Regions from separate parts of the Homo sapiens genome. Here region 1 is linked to region 2. A link is an interaction called in ENCODE POLR2A ChIA-PET data of the cell type or tissue named here. Cell type or tissue: OCI-LY7. All regions are shown on one strand. Each heading gives the region's core, and the rest is flanking DNA. Links, peaks and the distances in the headings are about the cores only.

What was found. ChIA-PET counts read pairs that join two places held together with the same protein. Peaks named below come from ENCODE experiments on the same cell type or tissue, not always from the same donor. Only the 100,000 strongest peaks of a DNase experiment are listed, where the experiment ranks them.
Region 1: POLR2A ChIA-PET joins it to region 2 with 6 read pairs; 2 of 35 experiments call an interaction of 5 or more read pairs at or near these places.

What each region holds. Positions count from the first base shown.
Region 1 is chr14:102,562,257-102,572,176 of GRCh38, forward strand. No RefSeq gene overlaps it. Among named protein-coding and RNA genes, the nearest start is that of LINC02323, 22 kb to the left of the region's middle. RefSeq lists an enhancer at 7,730-8,299. In OCI-LY7, for the core only: no CTCF peak of the experiment used is centred there; a DNase peak (open chromatin) is centred at 6,045; H3K4me3 peaks cover 765 bases; H3K27ac peaks cover 633 bases.
Region 2 is chr14:102,909,618-102,919,537 of GRCh38, forward strand. TRAF3 (TNF receptor associated factor 3) reads left to right here. Exons shown (of 12, transcript NM_145725.3): 12 at 1-1,883. Among named protein-coding and RNA genes, the nearest start is that of AMN, 8.1 kb to the right of the region's middle. RefSeq lists enhancers at 3,475-4,064, 4,065-4,654, 4,998-5,498, 7,093-7,232 and a silencer at 5,106-5,155. In OCI-LY7, for the core only: no CTCF peak of the experiment used is centred there; a DNase peak (open chromatin) is centred at 4,944.

The DNA of each region.
Region 1 (9,920 bases), core at 3,632-7,631, 350 kb before region 2:
AAGTACAAAAATTATCCGGGCGTGGTGGTGCATGCCTGTAATCCCAGCTACTCAGGAGGCTGAGGAAGGAGAATTGCTTGAACCAGGGAGTTGGAGGTTGCAGTGAGCCAAGAGCCCACCACTGCACTCCAGCCTAGAGACAGAGCGAGACTCCGTCTCAAAGAAAAAGAAAGCTGGCTGGGCGCGGTGGTTCACGCCTGTAATCCCAGCACTTTGGTAGGCCGAGGCGGGTGGATCACAAGGTCAGGAGATCAAGACCATCCTGGCTAACATGGTGAAACCCCGTCTCTACCAAAATACAAAAAATTATCCAGGCGTGGTGGCGGGTGCCTGTAGTCCCAGCTATTTGGGAGGCTGAGGCGGGAGAATAGTGTGAACCCGGGAGGCGGAGTTTGTAGTGAGCCCAGATTGCACCAGCCTGGGGACAGAGTGAGACTCCGTCTCAAAAAAAAAAGAAAGCTTTTTTTTTCAGAGCTGCCTGAGGTTCACGGCCAAATTAAGCAGAAGGTACAGAGAGTTCCCATGTACCTCTGCCCCCACACATGCACAGCCTCCCTCACAATCAACATCCCCCGCTGGAGCCGCACATTTGTTACAACTGAGGAACCTACAGGGCCACATCATCACCGGAAGTCCAGGGTTTCCATGAGGGTTCCCTCTTCCTGCCGGATGCTTCACGCGTTCGGGCGAATGTATAATGACTTGTCTCCACCATTAGGGTTTTATGCAGAATAGTTTTTGTTTTGTTTTGTTTTGTTTTTGAGACGGAGTCTCGCTCTGTCGCCCAGGCTGGAGTGCAGTGGCACAATCATGGCTCACTGCAACCTCCGCCTCCTGGGTTCAAGCGATCCTCCTGCCTCAGCCTCCTGAGTAGCTGGGACTACAGGGGTGCGCCCCCACATCTGGCTAATTTTTGTATTTTTAGCAGAGATGGGGTTTCGCCATGTTGGCCAGGCTGGTCTCAAACTCCTGAGCTCAAGTGATCCACCCGCCTCGGCCTCCCAAAGTGCTGGGATTACAGGCATAAGCCACCGCACCTGGCCTAGAGTTATTTCTCTATTTGACTACTAAAGGACATCTTGGTTGCTTCCAGGTTTTGGCAGTTATGAATAGACGTGCTTTGGTTGTGTGAACATAAATATTTCACTCCTTTGGGTGAATACCAAGGAGCACCGTTGCTAGACTACATGGTAAGAGTATGTTTAGTTTTTTGTTTGTTTGTTTGTTTGTTTATTTTGAGACGGAGTCTTGCTCTGTCACCCTGGCTGGAGGGCGGTGGTGTGATCTTGGCTCCCTGCAACCTCCGCCTCCCAGGTTCAAGCAATTCTCCTGCCTCAGCCTCATGAGTAGCTGGGATTACAGGTGCCGGCCACTAGACCTGGCTAATTTTTGTATTTTTAGTAGAGACACGGTTTCACCATGTTGGTCAGGCTGGTCTCAAACTCCTGAGCTCGTGATCTGCCTGCCTTGGCCTCCCAAAGTGCTGGGATTACAGGCGTGAGCCACCGTGCCCAGTGAGAGTATGTTTAGTTCTGTAAGAAACTGCCAAACTGTCTTCAAGAGTGGCTGGACCATTTTGCATTCCCACCAGCAGGGAATGAGAGTTCCTGTTGCTCCACTTCCTTGTCAGCATTTGGTGTTGTCAATGTTCTGAATTTTGGCCACTCTAATAGGTGTGTGGTGTTACAGTTGTTTTAATTTGCATTTCCCTGATGACATATAATGTGGAACGTCTTTTTGTTTGCTTGTATGCCCACCTGTGTATCTTTTCTTGAGAAATCTGTTAAGGTTTTTGGTCCATTTCTCAATCAAGTTATTTGTTTTCTTTTTTTCTTTTTTCAAGATGGAGTCTCACTTTATCTCACCCAGGCTGGAGTGCACTGGTATCATCTTGGCTCACTGCAGCCTCTGCCTCCCAGGTTCAAGCGATTTTCCTCTCAGCCTCCCAAATAGCTGAGACTACAGGCATGTGCTACCACGCACAGCTAATTTTGTATTTTTAGTAGAGAGAGTTTCACCATGTTGACCAGGATGGTCTGGATCTCCTGACCTTGTAATCCGCTTGCCTTGGCCTCCCAAAGTGCTGGGATTACACACATGAGCCACCGCACCCCGCCTATGTTGTTGTTTATTATTTTACTTTATTTCTTATAGAGATAGGGTCTTGCCTCATTGCCCAGGCCAGTCTCAAACTCCTGGCCTCAAGTGATCCTCCCCTCTCAGCCTCCCAAAGTGTTGAGATTACAGGCATGAGCCACCATGTCTGGGTGTGTTTTTATTTTCATTTGTCTCTAAACATTTTCTAATGTCCCTTGTTATTTCTTCTTTGATGTATGTTGTTTAATTTCCAGAGTTTTGTAAGTTTTCCAGTTTTCCTTCTGATAATGATTTCCTTCCTTCCTTCCTTCCTTCCATCCTTTTTTTAACAGTCTTGCTCTTTCGCCCAGGCTGGAATGCAGTGGTGTGATCTCAGCTCACTGCAACTTCTGCCTCCCAGGCTCAAGCAATTCTCCTGCTTCAGCCTCCCAAGTAGCTGGGACCACAGGTGCGTGCCACCATGCCTGGCTAATTTTTTTTTTTTTTTTTGAGATGGAGTCTCGCTCTGTTGCCCAGGCTGGAGTGGAGTGGCACAATCTCAGCTCACTGCAACTTCTGCCTCCCGGGTTCAAGTGATTCTCCTGCCTCAGACTCCCAAGTAGCTGGGATTACAGGTGCCCACCACCACACCCAGCTAATGTTTTGTGCTTTTAGTAGAGATGGGGTTTTACCATGTTGGCCAGGCTCGTCTCCAACTCCTGACCTCGTGATCTGCCCACCTCGGCCTCCCAAAGGGCTGGGATTACAGGCGTGAGCCTAATTTTTGTATTTTTATTAGAGATGGGGTTTGCCATGTTGGCCGGGCTCAAACTCCTAGCCCCAGATGATTGGGCACAGTGGCTCACACCTGTAATCCCAGCACTTTGGGAGGCCGAGGTGGGTGGATCTCCTGAGGTCAGGAGTTTGAGATCAGTCTAGCCAACATGGCAAAACCCCATCTCTACTAAAAATAGGAAAGTTAGCCAAGCTTGGTGGTGGGTGCCTGTAATCCCAGCTACTTGGTAGGCTGAGGCAGGAGAATAGCTTGAACACGGGGGAGGGCGGAGGTTGCAGTGAGCCGAGATTGCACCACTTCACTCCAGCCTGGGCAAAAGAGCAAGCCTCCGTCTCAAAAAAAAAAAAAAAGATAGTGAGTGAGTTCTAATGAGAGGTGACGGTTTCACAAGGGGCTCTTCCCCCTTTGCTCCTCACTCCTCTCTCTCTTGCCGCCATGTGAGAAGGTCCAAGCTTCCTTCCCCTTTGCCTTCCACTATGACTGTAAGTTTCCTGTGGCTTCCCAGCCAGGCGGAACTGTGAATCAATTACACTTCTTTCCTTTATAAATTACCCAGTCTCAGGTATTTCTTTATAGCAGTGAGAATGGACTAATACACCCGTCATCCATCTCTGGTCCCATCTGGCCTTCAGACAATTGGATGGTGCCCTCTCCCGACCCTGTATCGAAGGTAGATAGATCTTCCCCACTCAGTCCACTGACTCACTACCAACCTCCTCTAGTTTCTGGGGAAATACTATCACAGACAGACCCAGAAATGATACTTTATCAGCTATTTAGAAATCCCTTAATCCAGTCAAATTGACACCTAAAAATAGTCATCACAGTCCATAAATGTATAGAATTGTTATATTTTCTTGCGGTGTTAAACCTTTTGTTACTATATAATGTCCTATGTCTCTTGTGACTTTTTAAAAATTTTTTGTTTTGTTTTGTTTTTGAGATACAGTTTCCCGCTCTGTTGCCTACGCTGGAGTGCAGAGGTGTGACCACAGCTCACTGTAGCCTTGACCTCCCAGGCTCAAATGATCATCCACCTAGGCCCCTCAAGTAGGTGGGGCCTGTGCCACCAAGCCTGGCTAATTTTTTTTTTGAGATGGAGTCTCACCCTGTTGCCCAGGCTGGAGTGCAGTGTTGAGATCTCAGCTCACTGCAAACTCCGCCTCCCAGGTTCAAGCGATTCTCCTGCCGCAGCCTCTTGAGTAGCTGGGATTATAGGCGCCCATCACCACGCCCAGCTAATTTTTATATTTGTAATAGAGACGGGGTTTCACCATGTTAACCAGGCTGGTCTCAAATTCCTGGCCTCAAGTGATCCACCCGCCTTGGCCTCCCAAAGTTCTGGGATTACAGGCATGAGCCACTATGCCCAGCCCCACTGTCCTTTCTTCAAGTTCACTGATTCTTCTGCCTCCTCGAATCTACCTTCGAATCCTTTTAGCGAAATTTTCTTTTTTTGTTGTTTTTTTTCTTTTCTTTTTTGAGACAGAGTCTCGCTCTGTTGCCCAGGCTGGAGTGCAGTGGGTGATCTCGGCTCACTGCAAGCTCCACCTCCAGGGTTCATGCCATTCTCCTGTCTCAGCCTCCCAAGTAGCTGGGACTACAGGCGCCTGCCACCACGCCAGGCTAATTTTCTTTTTTTTTGTATTTTTAATAGAGACAGGGTTTCACTGTGTTAGCCAAGATGGTCTCAATTTCCTGACCTCGTGATCCGCCTGCCTCGGCCTCCCAAAGTGCTGGGATTACAGGCGTGAGCCACTGTGCCCAGCCTGTTTGTTTTTTTTTTTTCTTATGAGACAGGGTTCCCTCTGTCACCCAGGCTAGGGTGCAGTGACGTGATCATAGCTCACTGCTGCCTCAAATTCCTGGACTCCAGTGATTTTCCTACCTCAGCCTTCTGAGAAGCTGGGATTACAGCTGTGTACCACCATGTACAGCTAATTTGTAAATTTATTTATTTTTTTCTTTTTTGGGACAGGGTTTGGTGGGTTTGGCTCTATTGCCCAGGCTGGAGTGCAGTGGCGCAATCTCAGCTCACTGCAACCCCTGTTTTCTGGGCTCAAGCCACCATCTCACCTCAGTCTCTCAAGTAGCTCGAACTCCTGACCTCGTGATCTGCCTGCCTCGGCCTCCCAAAGTGCTGGGATTACAGGCATGAGCCACTTCGCCCGGCCGATTCTTGTCTTTCTCCATGGTTTTTTGTTTTTGTTTTTGTTTTTTTGTTTTTTGTTTTTTTGAGATGGAGTTTCACTCTTGTTGCCCAGGCTGGAGTGCAGTGGCATGATCTCAGCTCACCACAGCCTCCGCCTCCCGGGTTCAAGCCATTCTCCTGCCTCAGCCTCCCAAGTAGCTGGGATTACAGGCATGCGCCACCACATCTGGCTAATTTTGTATTTTTAGTAGAGATGGGGTTTCTCCACGTTGGCCAGGCTGGTCTCAAACTCCCGACCTCAGGTGATCCTGCAGATCCGCCCACCTCAGCCTCCCACAGTGCTGAGATTACAGGCGTGAGCCACCCGACGGGCTCCATGGAGTTTTTTGTTATTGTTTTTGTTTGTTTGCATTTGTGTTTATTGTTTTTGTAAGCTGTCTCTGTGCCAAAGATCAGCCTGAAATACCATCTTAATGAACCCTCTAGCTTTTCTGAGTCTGTGCCTTTCTCTGGCCATGCACTGCGCAGTCACTTTCTAATTTTCCTTGTATGTGCAGTTTTTTTTTGAGTTTCTAATCTTTTTTTTTTGTTGTTTTGGAGACAAGGTCTCGCTTTGTGTCCCAGGCTGGAGTGCAGTGGCGCAATCTCGGTTCACTGCAACCTCCACCTCCCAGGTTGCAGCAATTCTCCTGCCTCACCCTCTCTAGTAACTGGGATTACAGGCGCCTACCACCACTCCTGGCTAATTTTTGTATTTTTAGTAGAGACGGGGGTTTCACCATGTTAGCCAGGAGGCTGTTGAACTCCTGGTCTCAGGTGATCCATCTCCCTTGGCCTCCCAAAGTGCTGGTATTATAGGTGTGAGTCATAGTGCCTGGCCGAATGTTCTGATCTTTAATGTCTGGCTCCCAAAAAGGAAAAAAAAGTAGTGGGGGCAGGGCACTGGCCCTTTAAATCACCTGGTGGTGGCTTGAGTTGGAAGGGGAGGAGCCTACCCCAGTTGGGGAGGAGCACAACCTCCGTGGCTTCTTGCCTCTTCCTCTGCACCTCCAGGATCTGAAGCAGTGTTTCCGGAAAGTCTCTCAAACCCTGTTTGTCCTCTCCTCTCATACCACCACCACAATCATCAACACAGAAGAAAGCTTCTGTGGCCAAATTTGTGGAGTTTTCCCCATACACCAAGCAGAAGAGCCAGTTGAGCGTCCCCTAGTCCAGTTCTGAGGCTAACTGGAGATAGCATCAGATCCCATGGAGTGAGGGCGCACTCCCCAAGCCTCCCCCGTCACAGCCCCACACACCAGTCCCACGTTGGGGCCCCTGGAACTTGTGACCTACAAGCTTCAAGTTGGGGTTCCCACATCCCCCTCTTTGGGTTCTGTTAATTTACTGGGGCAGCTCACAGAACACGAAGACACACTTCCTTACATTTACTGGTTCATTGTAATGGATACAGATGGAGACATCTGTGGTGTTATATATATATTTTGGGTTTCATCCTTGGTTCCTGGCTCTTAGTTCCCATAGCCCTTGTTACAGTCTTTGGATAGAATGTTGGGTGTGGCCAGGCGCAGTGGCTCATGCCTGTAATTCCAGCACTTTGGGAAGCCTAGGCTGGTGGATTGCTTGACCTCAGGAGTTCGAGACAGCCTGGGCAACTTGGAAAAACACGGTCTCTACAAAAAATACAAAAACTGGCACGGCGTGGTGGTGCACTCCTCTAATCCCAGCTACTCGGGAGGCCGAGGCTGGAGGATCACTTGAGTCTGGGAGGTGGAGGCTTCAGTGAGCTGAGATCGAGCCACTACACTCCAGCCCGGGCGATACAGCCAGACCCTGTCTCAAAAATAAAAGAATGGGCCAGGCGTGGTGGCTCATGCCTGTAATCCCAGCACTTTGGGAGGCCGAGGCAGGCGGATCATTATCTAAGGTCAGGAGTTCAAGAGCAGCCTGGCCAACACGGTGAAACCCCATCTCTACTAAAAACACAAAATTAGTCAGGCATGGTGGCGTGTGCCTGTACTCCCAGCTACTGGGGAGGCTGAGGCAGAAGAATCACTTGAACCCAGGAGGCAGAGGTTGCAGTGAGCCGAGATCGGGCCATGCCATTGGACTCCAGCCTGGGCAGCAGAGTGAGACTCTGTCTCAAAAAAAAAAAAAAAAGACTGTTGAGTGTGTTAGGTCTCAGAGTCAAGCCTCATACATATTACAAAGGAGGATACAGATAAAGAGAGCTATAGCTATAGAACTATAAATACAGCTATAGGGAACACGTATGGCACTTCCATGCCCTACCCCAGGGGTTGAAGTTCTGTGAATCTTGTCCTTAGGGTTTTTTTAATTTTAATTTTTATTTTTTTTTGAGACGGAGTCTCACTCTGTCGCCCAGGCTGGAGTGCAATGGTGCGATCTTGGCTCACTGCAACCTCTGCCTCCCTGTTTCAAGCGATTCTCCTGCCTCAGCCTCCTGAGTAGCTGGCACTATAGGCGCACACCACTATGCCCAGCTAATTTTTTTTGTATTTTTAGTAGAGACGGGGTTTCACCATGTTGGCCAGGCTGGTCTCGAACTCCTGACCTGGTGATCCGCCCACCTCTGCCTCCCAAAGTGCTGGGATTACAGGCATGAGCCACCGCGCCTGGCCGTTTGTTTTTGAGACACGGTCTGGCTCTGTCACCCATAGTGGATAACAGTGGCCCGATCTCGGCTTACTGCAACCTCAGCCTCCCAGGCTCAAGCGATTCTCCTGCCTCAGCCACCTGAGTAGCTGGGATTATAGGTGCACACCACCACGCCCCTCTTATTTTTTTTTTTTTTTTTGAGACGGAGTCTCGCTCTGTCACCCAGGCTGGAGCGCAATGGCGCGATCTCGGCTCACTGCAACCTCCACCTCCTGGGTTCAAGAGATTCTCCGGCCTCAGCCTCCCGAGTAGCTGGGACTACAGGTGTGCACCACCATGCCCAGCTAATTTTTGTATTTTTAGTAGAGACGGGGTTTCACCATTTTGGCCAGGATGGTTTCGATCTCTTGACCTCGTGACGTGCCCACCTTGGCCTCCCAAAGTGCTGGGATTACAAGCGTGAGCCATCATGCCCCGCCTTATTTTTGTATTTTTAGTAGAGACAAGGTTTTGGTATGTTAGCCAGGCTCCTGGCCTCAAGTGATCTGCCCCACCTGGCCTCCCAAAGTGTTAGCATATGGAAGCTTCAGAGTTCAGCATTCCTTCCCCCAGGGTATAGGGCCTCTCTGGGGAGGGTCCAAAGCCTCACAATGAGAAAGGTGGGGAGGATTAAAGTCCTGCCTTGGGGCAGATGAAAGGAGGGAAGGAGAAGGTCAGAGGTCTGTCCTTGAGGCTGAACACTCCCAGCGTTGTATGAAAAGACTGGACTTTGCAGTGTCTCATGCTTGTAACCCTAGCACTGAGGGAGAATCCCTCAGCCCAGCAGTTCGAGACCAGCCTAGGCAAGATAGGGAGATCTCATCTCAAATTTAAAATAAATAAATAAATAAATAAATAAATAAATAAATAAATAAAAGGCCAGTCTCAGTAGCTCACGGCCTGTAATCCCAACGCTTTGAGACAACGAGTCAGGTGGATCACTTGAATCCCGGAATCCCGGAATTCAAGACCAGCCTGGGCAATAAAGTGAGACCCTGTAGCTACAAAAAATACAAACAGTAGCCAGGTGTGGTGGCATGTACCTGTAGTTTCAGCTACTCAGGAGGCTGAGGTGGGAGGATCAATCGCTTGAGCCTGGGAGGCAGAGATTGCAGTGACCCATTCTGCGACTGCACTCCAGCCTGTTGGACAGAGCCAGACTCTGTCTCAAAAAAATTTGAAAAGAGACTATAACAAGGTCTTTAGGAGTTATCAACCAGGATCTGTGCACAAATATATATCCTAACCCCACAGGCAGCAGTCAGTTATCACAGCACAGATGCCTGTTATCTGGAGGACAGGCTGCATTTGCCCACTCTGGCTCCTGCAAGCTGTGTGCAAGCCGGTCCAGGACCACCTGCATCTACTGCCTGCTTTGCAGGCTGGGCTGGGAAATGGGTAGCTGCCAAACTGCTAAGAGCTGAAATTGAGCAAAATTAACTGCACTTTACCATCCAAGCCTTCCCCTGGAAGTTACAAGCCTTCAGTAGACTCCAGAGTTTCAAAATAGTCACATCAGGCAGATTCTGCCAGTGTAATTGTTTAGGCAGGAAGACCATTTCCTGATGTTTCCTTCTCTGCCATCTTGATATTATCTTTTGCAGAGCAGTTTTTATTGATTGATTGATTGATTTGCGGGGGTTATTTTTAATGGAGGCCAGCTTAGCAATTATATTTTTTAGCATAATGTTTTCAAGATTTATCCATATTGCCCTTCATTACTTTTCATAGCTGAATAGTGTTCCAATTGTATCCATATACCACATTTTGTTTAATCATTCATCAGCTGATGGATCATAAGTTGTTTCTACTTTTTGGCTGTTATGAATGCAGCTATGAACATTTGTGTATATATTTTTGTGTGAATTGTGGGCATGTGTTTTCTTGTTTTATTTATTTATTTATTTATTTATTTATTTATTTATTTTTGAGACGGGGTCTCACTCTGCCGCCCAGGCTGGAGTACAGTGGCGTCATCTCAGCTCACTGCAACCTCCACCTCCCGGGTTCAAGTGATTCCCCCTCCTCAGCCTCCCGAGTAGCTGGGCGGGCGCGTGCCACCATGCCCGGCTAATGTTTTTTGTATTTTTTTTTTTGAGAGAGTTTCGCTTTTGCTCCTAGGTTACAGTGCAGTGGCGTGATCTCAGCTCGCTGCAACCTCTACCTTCTGGTTTCAAGTGATTCTCCTGCCTCAGCCTCCTGAGTAGCTGGGATTATAGGCACCCACCACCATGCCCA
Region 2 (9,920 bases), core at 3,254-7,253:
AGGCCCACCACCTGCCAGGGCTCCCACTGCACTGGCTGTGGCAGGAGGCTTCCCCATGACCCCGTGTGGCCCAGCTCGGTGAGGATGCAGTTCTAGGCACAGCCCCTGGGACAGCCAGCTGCCTCCCAGACCACGTCAGCCTGCTCCAGGGTCCTCAGTCACCCTGGGCCAGGGGCCACGTGTCCCATGGATGTCGACCATGCCAACGTCACATTCCAGCACCCCTTTTGCTTGATGGCGTCTGGTGGTAGTCAGCATGGTGGACCCACATCCTACAGCCAGAGGTGATGTTGGACAAAGGAAGGGGAGTCTGGATGGGTCCTTAAACGACCATTCTGTCCGCAGCGGGGTCATTCCTTGTCAGCCCAAGGGAGGGCCGGGGAGTACACTGATCCCAACAGCTGGGCTGACACCTCCTTTCTCCCCTGCACGGGGAGGATTGGCCTGAGGACCGTCACCCTGTGCACAGCCCCAGTAGGGTGGCAGTGCCACTGTCTCCTTGGGCCGTTGCAGGATTGGGCGGGTGCAGACTCCCCTTGCGGGCCCCTTGCTCAATCCCCGGCCCTCCCAGACTCCTCCCTCTACTGGGGGTAATTTGTGTGTCAGAAGGGCTCTGGCAGAGCTGTAAAATACTGTTTTTTAAAAATTTTAGTCCAGATCTTTACTTATTAGACTGCAGAAGGAGAGCTAGGGAGAGTGGGGGAAGCCCCCTTGCTTTTGTATCTGTGAGGTGAATGAGGGTCTGTCACCCAAATCTACTTCTCAGCCCATGACCATAGTTCTGTTTTCCGTTTGCAAATCTCAGTAGCTCTGTTTTCTCCAAAGTAGAATGTGCGCACCGGGGTCCTAGCCAGGCGAGGTCAGTGTCGGCAGGCTACCTGGTCATTATTGCTGCCTCGTCCAGGCTGATGCTGATGGTCACAGGCACGGTGGCATCAGGGAGCCGGGCCAGCAGGCGGCGTGAGGCGGGGCCAGCAGCTCACTGCAAGGGCATTTTCCACCTGATCCTGGTGTGCCCCACATGCGGTGGCAGGGCAGACGTGTGAAGCCTCGGCCGTCTCGGGGCTGGCAGGTGTGCGGGTGAGGAGGCCCCGGTGGCCAAGCAGAGCCTGCGTTTCATTTCTCCTGCTGCACTGTGTCTAGTCTGTCTTGTGAACTCTCACCGTGAAAAGAGGCTAGAAGTCCAGGATCGCTGTACCGCTCCTGTAATTAGGTGATGACTGGATTTGACAACTTAGTCCCCTCAGACAAGTAAGATACCCTCCAACAGCAAATTCAATGACTTAATTGGAAAACACACAAGCTGGCATGATGTCCGGTGATTTCTGTAAGAAATGCCTGTAGGAGAAGGTCTGTGAAGTGTGGAGGGCAGTGTCGACGCTGCACAGCATCTGCAGATTCGCAGCCTCTTCTCTGCCGGTGCCTCTGTTCGGTTCTGTTACCCAAAAACAAAGACCAAAGAAGGCCAATCTCTCATTTGACCCTGTCTTTTTAATCTGCCTGTTTTAAAAGTTGCGTCTGTAGTAGCCGCTTGCTGTGAAGACACATCTTGACAGTCCAAGTGATTTTGTGACCAGTGATTTGGGTCCTGTTTTCCGCTCTTCTAAGAAAAAACAAAAAGACCGTGAGTTATTGCCCAGCAATAATCATGTTGTTACTGTGAGTTAGCAACATGCCTGACTTCCTGATAGCATTACTGTTTTCTAGTTTTGTTTATTGTATATTATGTGTGGTTTTATTTGGTATTTATTTGTGTTTTGAGGTCTTGCAATGTTTTTGTGTTTCTGATGCTAATAACTAAAGTTTGTAAGACTGTAGAATGCAAAACTCGGAGATGCTAAACTGTCTTATTAGAGGAAAATAAATCTGATTATGGAGTCTCAGTCTCTGATCACACCGTCTCTTGCAGGCTGGGCCCCAGGTGAGTGGCTTCCCTCCTGCCGGACTCCCCGGGCTGTCCTCTCAGTGGCTGGGCCCAGTATGGCCGCCTGGCCAAGACCTGTGTGGCCAGAGGCCCGTGCTTGGTTTGCTGCCCTCTGTCACCGTCTTGAAATACTTTGCAATTCTCAGCGAGGGGCCTGCCGTCGCCTTTTCCACTTTGCTTACAGTTTTGCCTGCGGCCTTTAACCTGAAGGGAATCCCAGGGGCCAGGCTCGCAAATCTGTGTCTTGGTCCAGAGCAGATAAGGCGGAGCTCTGACCTCCTGCCCGGACACGTGCCCGCCATCTGGCATGGTGGAAAGGGCGTGCTGGACCCACAGGCCTGGGGTCAGTCTCAGCTCCACGACTTCGTGGGACTTTGGAATCTTCGAGCCTCAGTTTCCTCCTCTGTCCGTTGGAAGGACAGCACCTCCTTCCACGCCGAAACAAGGTGGTTAATGAGGAGTGACACCAGTGCTGATGTGCAGGCGGCTGCAGGGTCTGGGCAGTGTCCTTCTGGCAGCTGCTCGTGGCAGTTAAGGGCTCCTGGGCTGTCACCGCCACCATGGCCTGCCTTCCATTTCTCCAGGAAGTTGTTTGGGTCAGGCCTGGTAGCAGGAAGCCCTGCATCTCCCCCAAAATTATCAGATGGGGAGAACCGCTCAGCCCTCCCCCACTGTCCTGCCACTCCCAGGGTCCCCTGCAGCCACCACAGCGCCCTGCTCAGTCCCTCCCCATCCTTCAAGGCACTGCATGGGGCCACATCCAGAACAGATGCCATCGGTCCCCACGTGTGGCCCACTGAGCAGGGAGGAGTGGACCTAGGAGCAGCACCCCAGGGTCCTCCCTCAGGGTCTCAGGGCCTCTCCTGAGGGTCCCTTGCCAGCGCAGCACCAGCCCCGCCCTCTCTGCGGGCCCACACCACCCCTGCCGTGCCCTGGCTGGTGGCAGTAGTGGGGCGCTGGAATCCTGGGACTGGCAGCCTCCACCCCACACACGATGGGGAGCCTGTGGTACCTTGGCTCCCGGGAGCTGCCCCAGGACACAGCCTTGCTGGTCCTTCCGTCTGGGGGATCCCAAATCCTCACACCCCTGTGGTGGGGGCCTGCGCTCCATCCATCTCCCTGGGCGCTCAAGCCCAGGGTCCTGCCGCAGCCTTGAGGACACCGGGACACCTATGGAGACCAGGCAGTGTGCAGTTGTCACCGCTGACCGCAAGTGTGAGCTGGGCCGGGGGTGGGATGGCGAGGACAGCCAGCGCGATGTGCCGATGAATGGGGAATGTCAGCTGGAGGCTTGAGGGATTGCAGAAACTGGATTCCTTTTTTTTTTTTGGAGACGGAGTTTCACTTGTCACCCAGGCTGGAGTGCAGTGGCGCAATCTTGGCTCACCACAACCTCTGCCTCCTGGGTTCAAGCAACTCTCCTGCCTCAGCCTCCCAAGTAGCTGGGATTACAGGCATGCGCCACCACGCCTGGCCAATTTTTTGTACTTTTAGTAGAGACGGGGTTTCTACCTGTTGGTCAAACTCCCGAACACAGGTGATCCGCGTGCCTTGGCCTCCCTTTTTTTTTTTTTTTTGAGCTGGGGTCTCTCTCTGTCACCCAGGTTGGAGTGCAGTGGTGTGATCTCAGCTCACTGCAGCCTCAACCTCTCAGGCTCAAGTGATCCTCCCACCTCAGTCTCCTGAGTTGCTGGGACCACAGGCGCATGCCACCATGCCAGGCTAATTTTTGTATTTTTAATAGAGACGGTTTCGCCATGTTGCCCGGGGTGGTCCGGAACTCCTGAGCTCAAGTGATCCCCCCGCCTCGGTCTCCCAAAGTGCTGGGATTACAGGCGTGAGCCACCCCCGGCCTGGATTCTTGCACCCTCCTGGGAGTCCTACAGGAGAGGAGATGGGCGGCAAACCCCAAGACCTGCTGGACTGGCCTGGGCTGAGGGTGCTGGTGGGGACATCTGCAGAGCTGGCCTCAGATCATGCAGCAAGAAACGGCGGGGGGGAGGAAGGGGAGCTTCTGAGCTGCTCCCCCCAGGGCATTGGGCAGGGACTCCCTGCCCCCAGCCTGACGTCCAGACCTCAAGGGGGTTGGAGGGACTGAGTCCAGCCCTCAGGTGCACACCGGGCCATCACCTGGCTCCGTCCTGCTGTGGGGCAGCCCAGATCTTGCAGGGAATTGGGAACCAGGGGTGTCACAGTCTAGGCCTAGGGAAGGAGGAGGCCGTGGCCCTCGCCTGCCTCCCCTCAGCTCAGGGGGCTGCTCTGTTCTGGCCCAGATGAGTGATGCCGGAAGGGGAGCGGTGCAGAGCAGGGAGGCACACGCTCAGAGCCCTCCGTGGCCCTGACTCTGCACTGCAGCAGCCCCCACGCCCAAGAGTCAACCCAGCATCCAAACCAGGGAAGAGTCTGGACTGAAAGCGCAACCGTACTTGGTGAGAGGCCGGTAATCTCGAGTTCTGGTAAGGAAAGCAAGGCCTGGGGCGGAGGCTGGGGCTCGGCTGCTGGGCTGGATCAGGCGGCACACCCGGCTCACACTGCCCTGCAGTCCTGTGGGAGACAGCGGCACTCGGACCCGCTCACAAGCCCTGCAGGACACCAGTGGAACCACATGGGTGGAAGCCTAGAAATCAGATTCTGAATTGAAGTCCAGGGGGTTTTCTGTTTTCTGAAAATGAGTAGTTGCATAATCTAACCCTAAAATCAACCATTTCTTGTTAAAAGACCAGAAGAACCAAAGTGCTGTGCAGGGGAGGTGTCCGCGCCGCCTATGCTTTTTGTCTTAGTTTTTTAATTTTCAAGGTCATCCTTAAAGCCTCTGCCTTGACCCTGCAGCCACAGGTGACTTGGAGGCTGGAGGCCAGGCCTGGGGTCTGTGTCCTTCAAATAAATGCCTCAGTGCCGCTTGGGGGACTCGGTCCTGTGCCGGAGTTACTCGATTAGAAGTTAAAGGTGGAGGGGAAAGACACCTGTGGGGCCATCCCAACCCACTTCCTCCACTCAGACCACAGCTTTGAATGGGCTCAGTCCCCAGGGACCCCCAGGCCCCAGGGTCAGCCTCGCAGGGCAGAGCTCAGAACCCCCTGCCCAGACCCCAGGGAGCCAAAGGGGCCCAGATCTGGGCACAGGGCAGGAAGAGGGCTGGCACCTGCTGGGAGGGGTCTAGGAGCCAGGGGCACAGCTCACATGAGTGCATACCCAGCACCTCTGCTTCATGTCAAAGGGAGATGATGCTGGCGTCCACCCGAGAGGCCACATGGAAAGCACTCGACATGGACAGGACATCGCCCACAGGAAAAACCCCTGCAAGGGACCTTGGACCTTGGGGAAGGCGGCTGTGCCCTCCCGGGCTGGGCCTTGCACCCTGGCCTGCAGCCATTCGGCTCGGAGGACTCCCGGCACCCACAGGCACTTGGCTCCCGCCACTTCCCTGGCCCCTGTGGCACTTGGGGCTCCACAGCTCTCCGACTCCCTGCTGAGGGTTGAGCCGTTTGCAAGCATGTGTCCCCATGTGTGCTTGAGGGCCGGGGGCACCTGTGCATATGGTCAAGGGCCTTCTGTGCACACATGGCACCTGCAGTGTGGTCCCAGCCGTTCCTCAGCACCCGTGGGCCCAGCTCCATCTCGGGCGGCCTGCTTGGCGCAGCTCTCGCTGGTCACCTCGTGCCGGGTGACTGCTCTCCATCAGCTGTGCCCGGGCTCCACATACATAGCCCGGGTCACATCCACTCACGTCCTGGTCCAGCCAGCCTTGCGGGGACTCTGCCCAAGGAGGGACAGTAAGGGTTTTTGAGTACCAAGTCAGTGACCCTGACTGCCAGCAGCGGCTCCTCTTGACCCGGAGGCCGGTGAACACCTGACAACATTTCCCTCCATACAGCGCAGGGGCAGGGGCAGATTAACCCTCCGTGCGGAAGGAGGAGTGGAGGTGGAGGCGGGACAGTGGCTGGCCCCTGGTCCAAGTCTTGCAGAGCCCTCCCCATCTGGGGTGGGGTTGAAGCAAGTCACTCAGGGGCAGCTTCCTAGCTGGTGCTCCCGAGACCCTCAGCTCCCCAACACCCTGATGTCCTCCTCCTTCCTCCCATTGTCCATGGATGGAGAAGGGACCAACGGTTCCTCCGGGGCTGAGCTCTCGTCTCCTGGTGCTCCTGCTTCCCTACCCCCCAACCCCCAGGCCAGGGCTGCAGCCTGAAGGGGCACTGGGTCCCTGCGCCCTGTGAGATGGGCGCTGCCACCCTTGCTCTGCAGGTGACGAATGGAGGCGAAGTGAATTGCAGTGTCATATGGCATTTGAGTCCTAGACAGCGCCCAGGACTGGTCCGACCACCGCTAGATGCCACCAGGGGGGCTCTGCCTGTCCCCCACCCCAGCAGACAGCAGGCCCAGCCCCATCCAAGCTAGGTGGAGACCCCTGGTCCATACCCTCCTGGGCTTCCCTCTGAGTTGTATCCAACCCACCCAGCAACAGCTGCTCTCAGCAAGCCTCCTGGCCTCACCTGCACTCTCTTCCCTCCTCTCCTGCCTCTTGCCTTCCTTTTTTTGTGAGACAGATCTTGCTCTCTCGCCCAGGCTGGAGTGCTGTGGCGCAAGCTCAGCTCCCTGCAACCTCTGCCTCCTGGGTTCCAACAAATCTCCTGCCTCAGCCTCCCAAGTAGCTGGGATTACAGGCACCCATCACCACGCCCAGCTAATTTTTATATTTTTAGTAGAGATGGGGTTTCACCATGTTGGCCACGCTGATCTCGAACTCCTGACCTCAGGTGATCTGCCTGCCTTGGCCTCCCAAAGTGCTGGGATTACAGGTGTGAGCCACTGTGCCCAGCCACCTTCCTTTAAAAACAAAAACAAAAAACCCCAAAAACCTGAGGTCTTGCTCTGAGGCCCAGGCTGGGGTAATCGCAGTTCACTGCAGCTTCAACCTCCTGGGCTCAAGCAATTCTTCCTCAGCCTCTGCGGCGCCGGGACCACAGGCATGAGCCACTGCACCGGGTGTTCTTGGCTCCCTCGAAGCATCCCTCATGTTCCCGTCTCAAGGCCTTGGCGGGCTCTTTCCCTGTCTTGCTGATGTCCCAGGCCCACCCCACCTTTTCCCTGGCCCTGCCATGTGCAGGAGGCAGGGCTGTCACTCTTGCTGCCTCCACACCTCAGGGGAGGCTGTGAGCCAGCGTGGCCAGTCAGAGCACAGCAACCTCAGGCTACAGGAACTGGTGCAGAGTTGGAGACAGGAACCAATCAGAGACCTCACTGAGACCCTCCTGCCATGGCCTGGTCAAGGAGGTGGTGAGTCTCACTCTCCCAAGACACCTTCCCTGCCACGTGGAGAAGGCCGTGCACACGGAAACCAACACAGGAGGGCCGCCAGCCATAGCGGAGACAGACACAGGGACCAAGAGACTGAGACAGCCTCTAGATGCTGAAGCCTGCGCTGAAGCAGTTGGGCCGTGAGAGGTTCTTCTTACTGGAGGAAACTCCGGGGCTTTGCATTTCTCCACGTCCCTGCTGAGGTTCTGAGCCATTTGCAAGTTTGTGCCCTCATGTGTGCCTGAGGGCCGGGGGCACCTGTGCATATGCTCAAGGGCTTTCTGTGCACACATGGCACCTGCAGTGCGGTCGCAGCCATTCCTCAGCTCACATCTTTGCATGTGAGTGGTTCTGGTACCGCTTGTCTGCCCAGCGCCCTGGTGCCTATCTGCTGCCTCATGTGAGCTCGCTGGGCCACCCTCTGACTGCTGGACCCACCTCCAGAGGCCACTCAGGGCAAGAGAGATGGATCCCAATACCCCACCCAGCCAGCCCCAGCCCCCTATGGTCTGCCACCTTCAATTCAACCTCCTCACTGTGGCTGCAGCTGTGATCTCATCCTTCCTGTCTCATTTTAATGCCACCTTTTTCAGGAAGCCTCCCCTGACCAGGAAGCCAAGTGGCCTCACTACCCTCTCCACACAGCACAATCTAGGAATGGCCTGCCCAGGTGGAGCAGCAGTAGTCAAAGAGGCTCCATTGCTGCCCCAAGTCCTGGCCGTCCAGCACTCTGGACTCCCCTGAGGCCCCACCATCAGGAGAGGGAGCCCCAGCCTCTGGGCCCTTTCAGTCCTGGCTGTGGCCCTGAGCACCAGGGGTGAAGTTTGCTGAGCCTCACCTGGCCCTCTGCATTTATGGTGGCGGTGGGGATGGGGGGCAGAGCCAGACACTCAGGGGTGAAGCCCAACGCAGCCCTGTCAGTCAAACTGCCTCCTTCCCACTGAGAAGCAAGACAAGGGGCAAAACAGTTGTGACCCCCAAGTATCCTGTTTGTTCCTGGTTGAGGACATGTGAGTCCAGCAAGGGGCAGCCAAACTCCAGGACCGTGAGGACCCACCCTCCCCGTCCTAGGCTGGGCCAGCACCACAGAGCCACTGAGCGCAGGGACCTCTGCTCAAGGCGATCCCTCCAAGGTAAGGGGCAATGCTGGTGGCATCAGAGATGTCGAGGCAAGGCGCCCACCCGGGACACAAAAAGAGGCAGAGCTCCCCCCAGTGGCGGCTCCTTCCTCCCCGGATGCAGCATATCACTCATGAAAGAAGCAAATACCAGGCCAAGCAAAGGGGTGCTCATGGCAGAGTCTGCAGATGAGGGGTGGGGGTGCAGGAAACAGCAGGATGGCCTGGAGGGTGGAAGGCCCTGGAAGTCTCCAAGACTGAGTAGTTTCCCTTTCACCTTCAGTCCTCTGCCTACATACCCACCTCCACCATCCTTCCTGCACCCTTCCCTAGTCACTCATCCACCATCCTGCCATTGGAACCCAGTGTAACCATCCACCATTCTCCCCCTTCCATCAGCTACAACCAGTGTCTCCCCAATCCACAAGGCACACCATCCATCTCTCCACCAGTAATCCCCTAATGACCAATTCACCACCCTCCCAGAAACTCATCTCCCCATCATCAAATCATCCAAACATCATGCACAATCCATTTGCTGTTCATCTTTCTACCTCTCTGCTTCCCAACACCCACAAATCCATCCTCCATTCACTCACCACCCAGCCATTCCAACGTGCATGATGCAGATCCAAGCATGCACTGCAGACCCATTCCCCCAACCCCCATCAATCATCCATCCATCACCTAGCGCACATTCATTCACAATTTATCCACCATGCTCTGTCCACCCACCCATTGATTTATATCCAGTAACTCCTGTACTCTTATCCATCTACCTACTGTCTCTCTACTTACTACTATCCATTCACACATCATCTAAAATTCATTCACCATTATTCATCCACCATCAATCCATCCCTCCACCATTTGGTCTTGTCCACCATCCATCTACATCCAAAATCCACAACTTTTTCTCACCCACCGTGCATTGCAACAACTATCCATACATACACATCTGTTCAACAGCTACGATTTCTCTTTCACCCATCAACCATCCACTATGCAACCATGATTCATTTTGCCACCGTCCGCCCTTTCCCTCGTTCTCCTTTATTCAACTACCATCTACCATCCATCAACCATCCTTCCATAATCACTCTTCTATCCATCCATCCACCAATAACATTCACCATCTGTGAGCTGCCATCCATACACTTACCCATTCACCATCCACAATCAACTATCTACTCTTTTTTTTTTTTTTTTTTTTTTTTTTTTTAATAGAGTCTCACTCTGTCGCCCAGGCTGGAGTGGAGTGGCACAATCTCGGCTCACTGCAACCTCTGCCTCCCAGGTTGAAGCAATTCGGCCCCAGCCTCCCAAGTAGTTGGGATTACAAATGTGCACCATCACATTTGGCTCATTTTTGTATTTTTAGTAGAGACAAGGTTTCACCATGTTGTCCATGCTGGTCTTGAACTCCTGACCTCAAGTGATACTCCATCCTCAGCCTCCCAAAATGCTGGGGTTACAGGCGTGAGCCACCGCGCCCAGCCAACTATCTGCTTTCATCTACCATCCGTCATCTGTCTGTTGATCAACTGTCCTTCTACAAAATACTATATCAACCCACCACCCAT